Regions from separate parts of the Mus musculus genome. Here region 2 is linked to region 1. The links are chromatin loops, found by intact Hi-C in ENCODE. Cell type or tissue: left cerebral cortex. All regions are shown on one strand. Each heading gives the region's core, and the rest is flanking DNA. Links, peaks and the distances in the headings are about the cores only.

Region 1 (5,370 bases), core at 295-5,294:
CACAAGCAGCAAACCGTACCTTTGTACACCTCGAGGGATGCCCAGTTTCTTGCCTAGCAGCCGTTCACTACAGCAGTCTACCAAACGTTTGAGAGTATACAGACACTCTCTGAAGGTAGAGAAGAAAGGGTAGTGGCTAAGCACACACAGGGATGTCAGGGTACTGTTGCGGGAGCGGCTGCCCGCTTTTGCCCTACGTTTGCCCCGAGGAGACTGGTTTACGTCAGGAGTGGAGTCAGCACTAGGCGGCTGCAAGGTTGAGCCACTCTCTGAGCTCCCAGCGGCAGCCTCTTCTGAGGCACCAGAGGTGTGAGCGCCTTCCTTCCCACGGGGTCCTGCTCCGCCTTCCACCTTTTCCTTTGGCATTCGCTTTTGGAAGGAACGGTAGAAGTTGACACAGATGCCATAGCGGGTGACTCCGGTGTCCTTATCGGTTAGGGTGAAGACAAAAGAGGTATCGTCCCGAAGGCTCATCCGCCGCTGCCGCACACTCAGACATCCTTCTGGCTGGCAGAAGAACACCACATCTGGGGGCAGGGGGAACTCTGGGTGATCCTCTAGTGGGTACCTCCGCAGCAGCTCAGGAGTCTGAGCCACACTGTCACTGCTTGGGTGCCTGAAGGACATAAAGGCACACTCAGCAACCCAACAGCATGGAACATGCTATCACACTTGAACCACAATCAACAGATGAAGCTCAAAGGCACTTTAGGAAAGAGTTTAACTGACAGACTGAAGTCCACACTGTCATGAAGACACTATCCTGAAAGTTTCAACAAGAAAATCATCACTAGCACCTCAAGATGATCAGCACCTTAGCTAAAAGATTACCTTAGGAATCTAGGTAGACAGAGAAGTACAGAGTGCTTTCCCCTTTTGACAGACTATGAAAACGGGCTATAAAGAATATATTTGCTCGAAACCCATAAAGTATGAGTTAAAATAACAGCATTTGTTTGTTTATTTATTTATTTATTTTGGTTTTTCAAGACAGGGTTTCTCTGTGTAGCCCTGGCTGTCCTGGAACTCACTCTTTAGACCAGGCTGGCCTCAAACTCAGAAATCTGCCTGCCTCTGCCTCCTGAGTGCTGGGATTAAAGGCGTGAGCCACCACGCCCGGCAGCATGTATTTATTTATGAGAGATAGCATACATAAAGTGGAACACAAAACATGTAACAAGAACATAAAGCAATAGGACAGAATAAGATATTCAAAGCAACATGGAAATAAGGTCTGGGAGTAACAAGACATTGTGGCTGCCACAGAGAACAAGACAGTTATTGGTCTTCTTGGTTACCTCGCCCCTACGATCACGAGATAGTCAAGTAACCGAGGGCAGAACTTCTTTTGCACCATGGTTCCGATTTGTCAGTTCATTGCAGAGAAACTTCAGGGCACTGAGCAAGAAGCCAGCATTCCCAGGAGGAATTCTGATATAATCTGAAAATCCAATAGGGGGAAAAGTACTGATAAATACCCAGTGCTACGCCTAAGGGACTCACCCTTCTCAGGTTCATCTCAGCAAGGGGCGGAGGTCAGAGGCTTCCACTTCTGAACTCACGATAGAATCTGACGCTTGCTTTCCCTGCTGGCTGTCCACGTTTATGAGCTTCCAGAGTCAAATTTCAAACGGAATAGGGTTGAGGCTATCGCTTAGTGATCAAGGACTTATCTAGAATGGATGGGGCCCTAGTTCCAATCCTCAGCACCCAAAAAGGAGACGAGGAGCTGAAAAAATAACAGCTCAGACTATAGCTAGCTCATCTCCAGCCGAGTTTCTGAGACTCTGTTTCAGTCTAATCTAGAGTGAAGAATTATAACAACAACAAAAAATTACTTTCAGGGCTACTCCGGGGCGGGGGGGGGGGGAATCAAGATAAAAGCAGATTCTTTATACAGCACTAACCTGGGCTTTTACGTCTACATGGAAACTTGATTATTCTGTCTCATTGAGTAGCATTCAGCCTGATGGGTAACTATCACACAGACTTTCCAGTTAATTGCACTCAGACAGTAACAACAGCTGCATACTGTTCATGTGATCTCACATGGAAAAGTCCATGTCCCAACTGTCTCATCTCTAACCAGTTTTCCCACTTCAAGATAGAAAGGGGGCCAAGCAGCTACTGCTGCCTCCTCTGCCCTTGGTGCTGAACCACAGCTCTCGACTATTCGGGTCTCTGGATCAGAGTCAGTAATACAATGCATTCCCAGGAGGCCTGGTCTTTCTCTATCTTGTAGGGATTGTGAATTAGGGACGGAAAATACCAGGGTTTCTACAAATTTAGGGGAAGTGTCTAAAGGAATTTCTAAATGTATTCGAAATCAATTATTTCCTGGGGGCCAGAGAAATGGCCCAGCAGTTACAAGCACTCATGACTCTTCCAGAAAGCCTAGGTTCAGCTCTGAATACTGGCACTGGGTGGCTCATCACGGCCTGTGATGCTAGTTCCCGGTAAACTGTGGCTCTTCTCAGTGCTACACTGACAGAGTGCACACATGCATGCTCAGGCACACGCGTGCATAAAAGAAACAATTATATCTTTCACACTTGATCTTAGCCAAAAGGCTGCGAGGCGATAACAATTATACTTTCCAAAGAATCTATATTTTTATTAGATTTTCATAGACTTCTAAATAAAATGTTTCACTCCTGTATAGGGCATTTCCAGGGCTCCAAGATTTTGCTTCTATGGCCTGAGACTTTGTTCACTGTACACACACATGCACACACACACACACACACACACACCACACACGTAAACATGCACTTCATTTGACTCCCATACTACAGACATAGATAGTGCCTGTGTTGTGGGTACTACTTGCTTTAGATAATTAGTTCTTTTATTTTGTTTCCTCCTCGACCCACAAACAAGACCTAGTTACAGTACCTCTGGTGTCCTTAAAACACAGTTCCCTCTTTCCCCCTTGCTCCCAATAGAGGACCCATAGGTAATAGGATTCAGTTTTGTCTCCATAGCGACTCTGGCTCCCAGAACTATTTATAGCAGAGTCATAGCCCCTCCCCTGCTTGGTGACCAAACCATGCTAGCAGCTGCTACTCCAAACCCAGCCATGGCCTATAGCATCTCATTCCCCCTAGCCCTGGAGATGCTGATTCCAAAGACAGCACCTACTAAGAATCAGGTTATCTCCGCTTCTGTCCGTGTTTTTTTTTTTTTTTTTAATCCCACGTTCAGCTTTTAATAGAAATAGTTCTTCACCATCAAGTTCCTGAGCATGCCACACATTCAGTCATTTCTGGGGTTCATCACTCTTAATAATCCTAAACAATCCTCTTGTTCTCCCAACTACATGAACATATTGCATGAACATATTGCAAAAGTGGAGCTCCCTTATAGAGCTGGGCTCCCTTCCTCCTAAGAGAAATGAAGCTATGAAATAGGACACAGGCAAAAGCCATACTGGGTTCTATACGGACATATCTACCTATAAGCAAGCCAGATTCACCTCTGTATTAAAGCACCTTACCATAAAACAGAATTTGTAGGACCAGAGGCTGGATCTTTAAAACAGGTTTACATTGAAAACCAGAAGCATCATCCTGACTAAAATCTCAGAGAGACAGAGACAGAGAGAGAGAGATTGAGAGAGAGAGAGAGAGAGAGAGGGGGGGGGTTGAGAGAGAGAGGTTGAGAGAGGGGAGCTGAAGCTTTCTCTTAATAGTAAATTAATTATAGGGACCTCTCTAGTGTTAGCGAGATGAAGCCCCTCTCCAAATTCAAGTCAATTGCCATATTCTACAGTTCTCCTTTCAGAGCTGCAAGAACCCGAGACCTTGGGACTATCCTAGCTAGCAGTGGCAGAATGTATTTTTAGGCTCAATTCGTATCCCATCAATAGCCAGTGACTTCAGATACTCAGGCGACAAAGATAATCACCACTGTCCTTCTCTGCCTTCCCCACAGACTCTAAATCCTCTACCACCACCTCTAACTCATTCAGTCTTCACAACCAAGAGGGCCCAGACTCTACCTCCTGCCTCAATCTTATTTACTAATGTAAAGCCCCGAGCTCTTGTCCCATCGTAGTCCAAATCTCTAAATGCACACCTTTCTGCTATAATCCTACATCACCACTCACGTCTAGAGACCACGGACTTTTAGGTAATCTCTGCATTTTCAGCCTACAATGGCCATACTACCAACCCTGTGGATTCCGCCCCTCATTTGGGGCAGGATCTCATAGTAAAAACCACAAGAACCCGACCCAAGGACGGTATGACATCTTTGCTGACGTGAGCACAACCGGAGGCTTCCTCTCCTTCCTCCTCCTCCCCAGACAGTGACCTTGCAAGCTCATCAGCAGACTGGTCCAGCATGGGGGAAGAACTGGAGCAATGAAGCCAGCGATGGTCAGGACTGGGGAAGGAGGAGTGAGCACGAAACACTAAGCTGCGGGAGATTGGAAAAGGGAGCAGTTGCAGCCAGTGATGAGATGGTGTGCCTAGTCTTCAGCAGGCCAATACTGAAGGATGAAATGTAAATACATATATGTCTATTTTAAAGAACCAAACGTGGTTCTCCAAACGCTAGTCAAAAAAAAAATAAAAAAAAATAAGGCGTGCGCACGCACGCGCACACACGCCAGGCGCCGGTGCCTTCCTCGGGCCCGGGGCTGGACAGCTCTGGCCGCCCCCTCACCTGCTGGACAGCTCCTCGTCCCCACCCGGGAAGCCGCCCCGCGGGCCCACAGCCCCGCAGCCGCACGGGCTCCCCGCCCGACCCCCGCCTCACTTTCTCAGCAGGCTCCACGCCCCCTCGCGCTCGCTCGCTCCTCCAGGGCCGCCTCAGAGACCCTCTCCTCCCGGAGCCGCTTTTCCTCTCAGGCTCCGCGTTCCCCCTCAAAGCCCCACACGGGGCTCCCGACCGCGGGCGCTCAGCTACCTACTCTCGGAGGAGGCTGCCAGGCCCACCCGACGTCTCCCGGCCGGCGGCGGGGCGCTCCTCGCTTCCTAGCCGGGCGCCGCGGCGAGCGGGCGCCAGTTCCGCGTCTGCACCGGGGGGCGCGTACCACTCAGCCCCGAGGCGGGAGGAGGAGGCGGCGGAGGGGGCTGGGGCCGTACCATTCGCCGCGCGGGGGACGGGGCTGCACCGAGCGGAGCCCGGCGACGCTCACACCTTTCGTCGTGGGAGTGGGGACGGGATGGGAAGCACCGGGCCAGCCCAGTCCAGGTAGGTGTCAAGGGGAGGACTCACAGGAACGCATTTTGTTTTGGTTGCTCAGATAGCTTTTAATTCGACTTGGTTATAGAGTCCTTCTTGATGAAAATGGTGATCAATATGAAAGTGCTTGTCAAGATAAACTGCCCCTAAGACTTTCTGACAGTTTAGCCTAACCTCCCA
Region 2 (5,370 bases), core at 89-5,088, 56 kb after region 1:
AGGCTACACAGTGAGATTGTGTCTCAAAACATAAATAAAAATTAAACGCAAGTCCTGGATAAACTGTCAATGTCTGGCCCCTTTATATACAGGCAATAAGTCTTCACTGGCCTTGTGCATCAACTATCTGCAATGTAAGTGAACTAATCCTGGAAAGCAAGAGGGAGAACGCATGTTGTGGCTAGAAGTCTACAGAGTAAAACCTTTTCTCTTTGACTCAGTGTACAGTAGGTCAATCATCATACCTGGGGGTGACCTGATGATCCTGAACCAATTTATCATCTAGTGAGAAAGAGCAATAGTTGAAAAGCTATGTGACCTTTGAGCACGTCAGACAGGAAACATCTCACCTGCTGTAGTGATGACCAGGTGGCTTTGCCCAACTTATGCTGGTAAAGATCCCTGACAATGCTGCTACTCCGTGAAGGGATCTGCAGGCTGGACAACTCTGCCAGAAGGCAGCACGACTCACATGTCCTGCTAGAAACTACCAAAGAAGAATACAAACATTTTCCTCTCCCAAATCTCAGGAAAGGTTCCCCCTGAAAACCCTTTGTCTCATCATCTCCTTAAAAGCCTTTCTCTGCAGTTGAGTCTCACTCAACCCAAGAGAGAAATAAAAAACCCTTTTCCAAAACACTCCTCCAAACAGAAATTCTGAAGTGAAACTAAATATAACCTCACAGGGTTCCTTAGAGCTTTGCCAGAGAGATACACAATTGTGGACACTGAAGACTTTTCTTGTGTGGGATCACAAATAAGTAGGAGTTGAGGGACAATCTTTTTTGTTGTTGTTGTTGTTTTTGGTTGTTTGTTTGTTTTTATTTTTCAAGATAGGGTTTCTCTGTGTAGCCCTGGCTGTCCTGGAACTCACTTTGTAGACCAGGCTGGCCTCGAACTCAGAAATTCGCCTGCCTCTGCCTCCCGAGTGCTGGGATTAAAGGCGTGTGCCACCACGCCCGTTTGTTTTTTTTTTTTTTTTTTTTTTTTGAGGGACAATCTTAAAGATCACAAAATAACATCAGGGCTGGTGAGATGGCTCAGCTGTGGTTAAGAGCACTAACTGCTCTTCCAGAGGTCCTGAGTTCAATTTCCAGCAACTACATGGTGGCTCACAACCATCGGAAATGGGATCCGATGCCCTCTTCTGGTGTATCTGAAGACAGCTACAGTGGACTCATACATTAAATAAAATAAATCTTAAAAAAATAAAATAAGAGCTATCCAAATACAGTGGTGTATAACTGTAATCCTAGCACTCAGAAGCTGCAGCATACTTGGATTGGAGGCCAGCCTGGGCTATAGAGCAAGACTCTGTATTTAAAGAAATACTAAATAATGTCATGAGCAACCATTACTTGAGTGGAAACCAGAAGAATGCAGTAAGGTTTAGAAAAGTTCCAAATTGATTAGGTGGCTTCAAGGAAGAGAGGTAAATCAGAGTATAATAAAAATAAGCCGGGAATGGTGGCACACGCCTTTATTCCCAGCACTTGGGAGACAGAGGCAGGCGGATTTCTGAGTTCTGAGGACAGCCAGGGCTACACAGAAAAACCCTGTCTCGAAAAACTAAATAAATAAATAAATAAATAAACAAACAAACAAATAAATAAAACAACTCTGAATTACCAAGCCCTTCTGGTGGACCCAATCTATAAGTCCTTTTTTTCTCTTGACAACTTTCCTTTCTTTTCATGGCTAAAACCACTCTTATCAATTTATCACATTCCTTATAGCCCCAGGTTCAAGTCCTGGTAAACCTCTGAGAATGCGCTTTCTGAAGAAAGGAGGGAGGGAATTTCAGACTCTCAGAGCTAACATAACCGAGAGGCTATGAAAGGGAGGATTACTTTGAAACAGTAGATGTGTAAAACTTCTGGAACAAGGAAAGTGGGGACTGTGGCTTTTACGGTGATGGCACTCATCTGACTCTTTCTGTCACCTGGGGTAGAGGTGGGGGGGCTGTTCAACTTAAAACTCTCTGCTGTCAATGAACTGGCCAATAAAACCAGTCGGCAGCGTGTGGCTCAGTGGCAGCCCACTTGCTGAGAGAACTGGAGGCCTGGGTTCGAACCCTCGATCTCCCAAATAAAATCACAGCCTGAGGCGACAGAAGCCAAGAACTGCTTCAGAAGCCCAGGCACAAGCACCCACCACCCCAGCTTCAGCCTCTGGCGCGAGCACCCTGAACCCCCGGAAAGCTAAGGCAGCAGCACAGGCCGTACCGGGACCCTGCACACGCAGCTTCTTGGCTTCGGGCTCCAGCTCCTGAGGACCTCTGCGACTTTTGCTCCTGAGGAGCACCGCAACGTCGGGGGACTTCTGGGTTTCTGGGCATTTCTTGGGAGCCATGACGTACTCGGTGAAGAGATATCAAGCTCTGTGGCAAAATAACGAAGCAAGGAGTGGAAAAGCCTCCGTGGAGAAAACAGGAAGGGACTACGTATGAGGCAGCGCCGTCGCAGGTAGCGCAGCTAAGACACCTTCGCGCCAAACGCTCCTCCGGGCTGCTTTACTTTTAGCCCCGCCCCGTCCCCTCAGGGCTGTCCCGCCCCTTGGAACTGCCCCGCCCCCTCGGGATTGCCACAGTAGGGGGCTGTCTTGCCCCCGGAACTGCCCCGGACTGCCCCAACCCCTCGGGCACGGCCCGCCCCCGGCCGCTCCTCCTCTTCCGGAGTAACGTGTGCAGCTCACAGGGAGGGTTTTTTATTTTAACTCCCTAGGAGCTGGGCCTTGGCTTGTGCTGGATCTGAAGAAAGCCGATTATTTGAACCTGAGGAGGGAGCGCTGGCCGTAAACCCTGCATGCTGGAGGCGGAGCCAGGCGGCGTTTCAGGCCAGCCTGGTGTACACGTTCCAGCAATCCGGTGACCTACGCAGAGAAACCCTGTCTCGAAGAACAACAAAGAGAGAGAGAGAGAGACAGAGACAGATAAAAGTAGGTAGTTTATGTCTTAAAAAGAGCAAAGATTCAAGTGTGGCTAAATATTTCTCATTTCCCCCATTAATAATAGGTGTCTCTAGGGCTGGAGAGATGGCTCAGTGGTTAAGAGCACTGACTGCTCTTCCAGAGGTCCTGAGTTCAATTCCCAGCAACCACAAGGTGGCTCACAACCATCTGTATTGGGATCTGATGCCCTCTTCTGGTGTTTCTGAAATGACAGTGTATTAAATAAATAAATCTTAAAAAAAAAAAAAAAGTGCCTCTGATTACCCAATCACAGCCTTAGCATTTGATTCTTTCCTCTCGCTTTACAGATGAATGTATTTTACCTCATACTATAGAAAAGAGCTGTATCTATGGTGGCAGGCTCTGTGTAATTCCCAACACTGAGGAGGCTGAGGCATGAAGAGTTTGCCTGGACTACACTGATATCTTGTAAGGATCAGATAAGAGTGAGAAAATCTGGGGCTGGAGCGATGGCTCAGCGGTTAAGAGCACTGACTGCTTTTCCAAAGGTCCTGAGTTCACATCTCAGCAACGACATGGTGGCTCACAACCATCTGTAATGAGATCTGACTCCCTCTTCTGGAGTGTCTGAAGACAGCTACAGTGTAATTATTTATAATAATAAATAAATCTTTAAAAAAGAAAAAGAGTGAGAAAATCTGGCATGCTATTGCACAGCAAGGTGACAGCAGACAATGGGTTTGCTGTATATTTTCTAAAGGTAGAAAGGTTTTGAATGTTTTCACCACAAACGATATCTGAGAAGATGTGCCTAACCCAATTTAAAGAATACAATATGTGTGTGTCAAAAGTAATGTATTCCTTATGAAGATGATACTTACATAAACATATGTAAAATTTATATGTTTTAATGTAGTTTAATTTTATTTTAAATTAAAATGATGCTCTAGAAGAAAATAAAAAGCTGAACCCAGCACCAATAATGGGGATGTCCTAAGATGTGCTTAAATTAAGAATTGTAGCTTAGTGGCTGGAGAGATGGTTTAATGGCTAAGAGAGCTTGCTGCTTTTTCAGAGGACCTGAATTCTGTTCCCAGTACCCAGGCAGGTGGCTCACAAATACCTATATGTAACTCCAGCTCCAGAAGACCAGACACCCTTTTCTGGACTCTGCAGGCAGATGCAGCCATATATACACATAAGCACATAAAGAAACATGTATACACATAAGTAAAAAAAAAAAAATTACAAGCTGGTCAGTGGTGGAATATGCCTTTAATTCCAGCACTTAGGAGGCAGAAGTAGGTCTAGTCTGCAGCGCTAGTTCCAGGACAGCAAAGGCTACAGAGAAACACTGTCTGGAAAACCTAAATAAGTAAATAAATAGCCAAGGCTGCAGAGAAACCCTGGGAAAACAAAACAAAGAAATAAGTAAACCCAGCAGTGGTGGCGCATGCCTTTAATCTCAGCACTTGGGAGGCAGAGGCAGGCGGATTTCTGAGTTCAAGGCCAGCCTGGTCTACAGAGTGAGTTCCAGGACAGCCAGGGCTACACAGAGAAACCCTGTCTCGAAAAACAAACAAACAAAACAACAACAACAACAACAAAAAAGAATCCTAAAAAAGTTGTAAGATATTAACTAGGAAGATTATGAGGGAAAATAAATCACTTGAGTTTGTATAGGTCCACTTCGGGGTTTTGTTAGCCTGTAATGATCAGAATGGTCATCTATTTTATTTTTACACTTTGTTTTGGTGTGCTTCATGTGTCTTTTTTGTTGTTGCTTGAGAGAGCATATCACCAATAGCCCTGGGTGGTCTAGAACTCAGTCTGTAGTCAGGCTGGCCTCCACAGAGATCCACCTGCCTCTGCCTCCTGAGTGCTGGGATCAAAGGTGTGAGACACCACTGTCTATACTGGTATTCTCTTAATCAGACGTGGTGGCTTATACTTGCAATCCCACCCAAGTTAAAACAGAAAAATGTTTTGAGTCTGAGTCTAGCCTGGGCAGCACTGTGAGTTCCAGACCAGTTTAAGCTACACAGTGCGTCCCTGTCTCAAACCAAGCAAACAAGTAAATAATAGTAAAACCCAAAAGCAAACATAACAACAAGCAAACCAAAGAGAATGCCAGCTTTTGGTTCAAGGAGCGATATTTTTCGTAAGAAATATTGTCGTTTGGTTTTAGATGAGTGAGTGTGTGTGTGTGTGTGTGTGTGGTGTGTGTGGTGTGTGTGTGTGGTGTGTGTGTATGTGTGTGTGGTGTGTGTGTGTGGTGTGTGTGTGTGTGTGGTGTGTGTGTGTGTGGTGTGTGTGGTGTGTGTGTGTGTGTGTGTGTGTGTGTGTGTGATTAGAAGCTTTCTTACTGTTTTTTAAAGTACCCTCAGCCCCAAATTAACAATCATACCAAAGTAGTATATTTGAGAGTAGTATGTTTCATAGGATTATACCTATTTCCTG

What was found. A loop is a pair of places that touch in the nucleus more often than their neighbours do. Peaks named below come from ENCODE experiments on the same cell type or tissue, not always from the same donor. Only the 100,000 strongest peaks of a DNase experiment are listed, where the experiment ranks them.
Region 2: a loop joins it to region 1, with 3 times the contacts of the local background. A loop is called at or near these places in 3 of 42 quality-filtered maps.

What each region holds. Positions count from the first base shown.
Region 1 is chr2:91,177,881-91,183,250 of GRCm38, forward strand. Madd (MAP-kinase activating death domain) reads right to left here and starts at 1,441. Exons shown (of 35, transcript NM_001177720.1): 1 at 1,299-1,441; 2 at 20-616. The coding sequence starts at 1,357. In left cerebral cortex, for the core only: no CTCF peak of the experiment used is centred there; DNase peaks (open chromatin) are centred at 2,148, 2,439, 3,030, 3,329 and 3 more places; H3K4me3 peaks cover 3,282 bases; H3K27ac peaks cover 2,453 bases.
Region 2 is chr2:91,234,465-91,239,834 of GRCm38, forward strand. It overlaps Ddb2 (damage specific DNA binding protein 2), which reads right to left and starts at 2,602. Exons shown (of 10, transcript NM_028119.5): 1 at 2,226-2,602; 2 at 351-487. The coding sequence starts at 2,352. A330069E16Rik (RIKEN cDNA A330069E16 gene) reads left to right here and starts at 2,682. Exons shown (of 2, transcript NR_015464.1): 1 at 2,682-2,937; 2 at 3,258-3,893. In left cerebral cortex, for the core only: CTCF peaks have their summits at 1,152 (motif pointing left) and 3,132 (motif pointing left); DNase peaks (open chromatin) are centred at 2,668, 3,101 and 3,353; H3K4me3 peaks cover 1,620 bases; H3K27ac peaks cover 1,160 bases.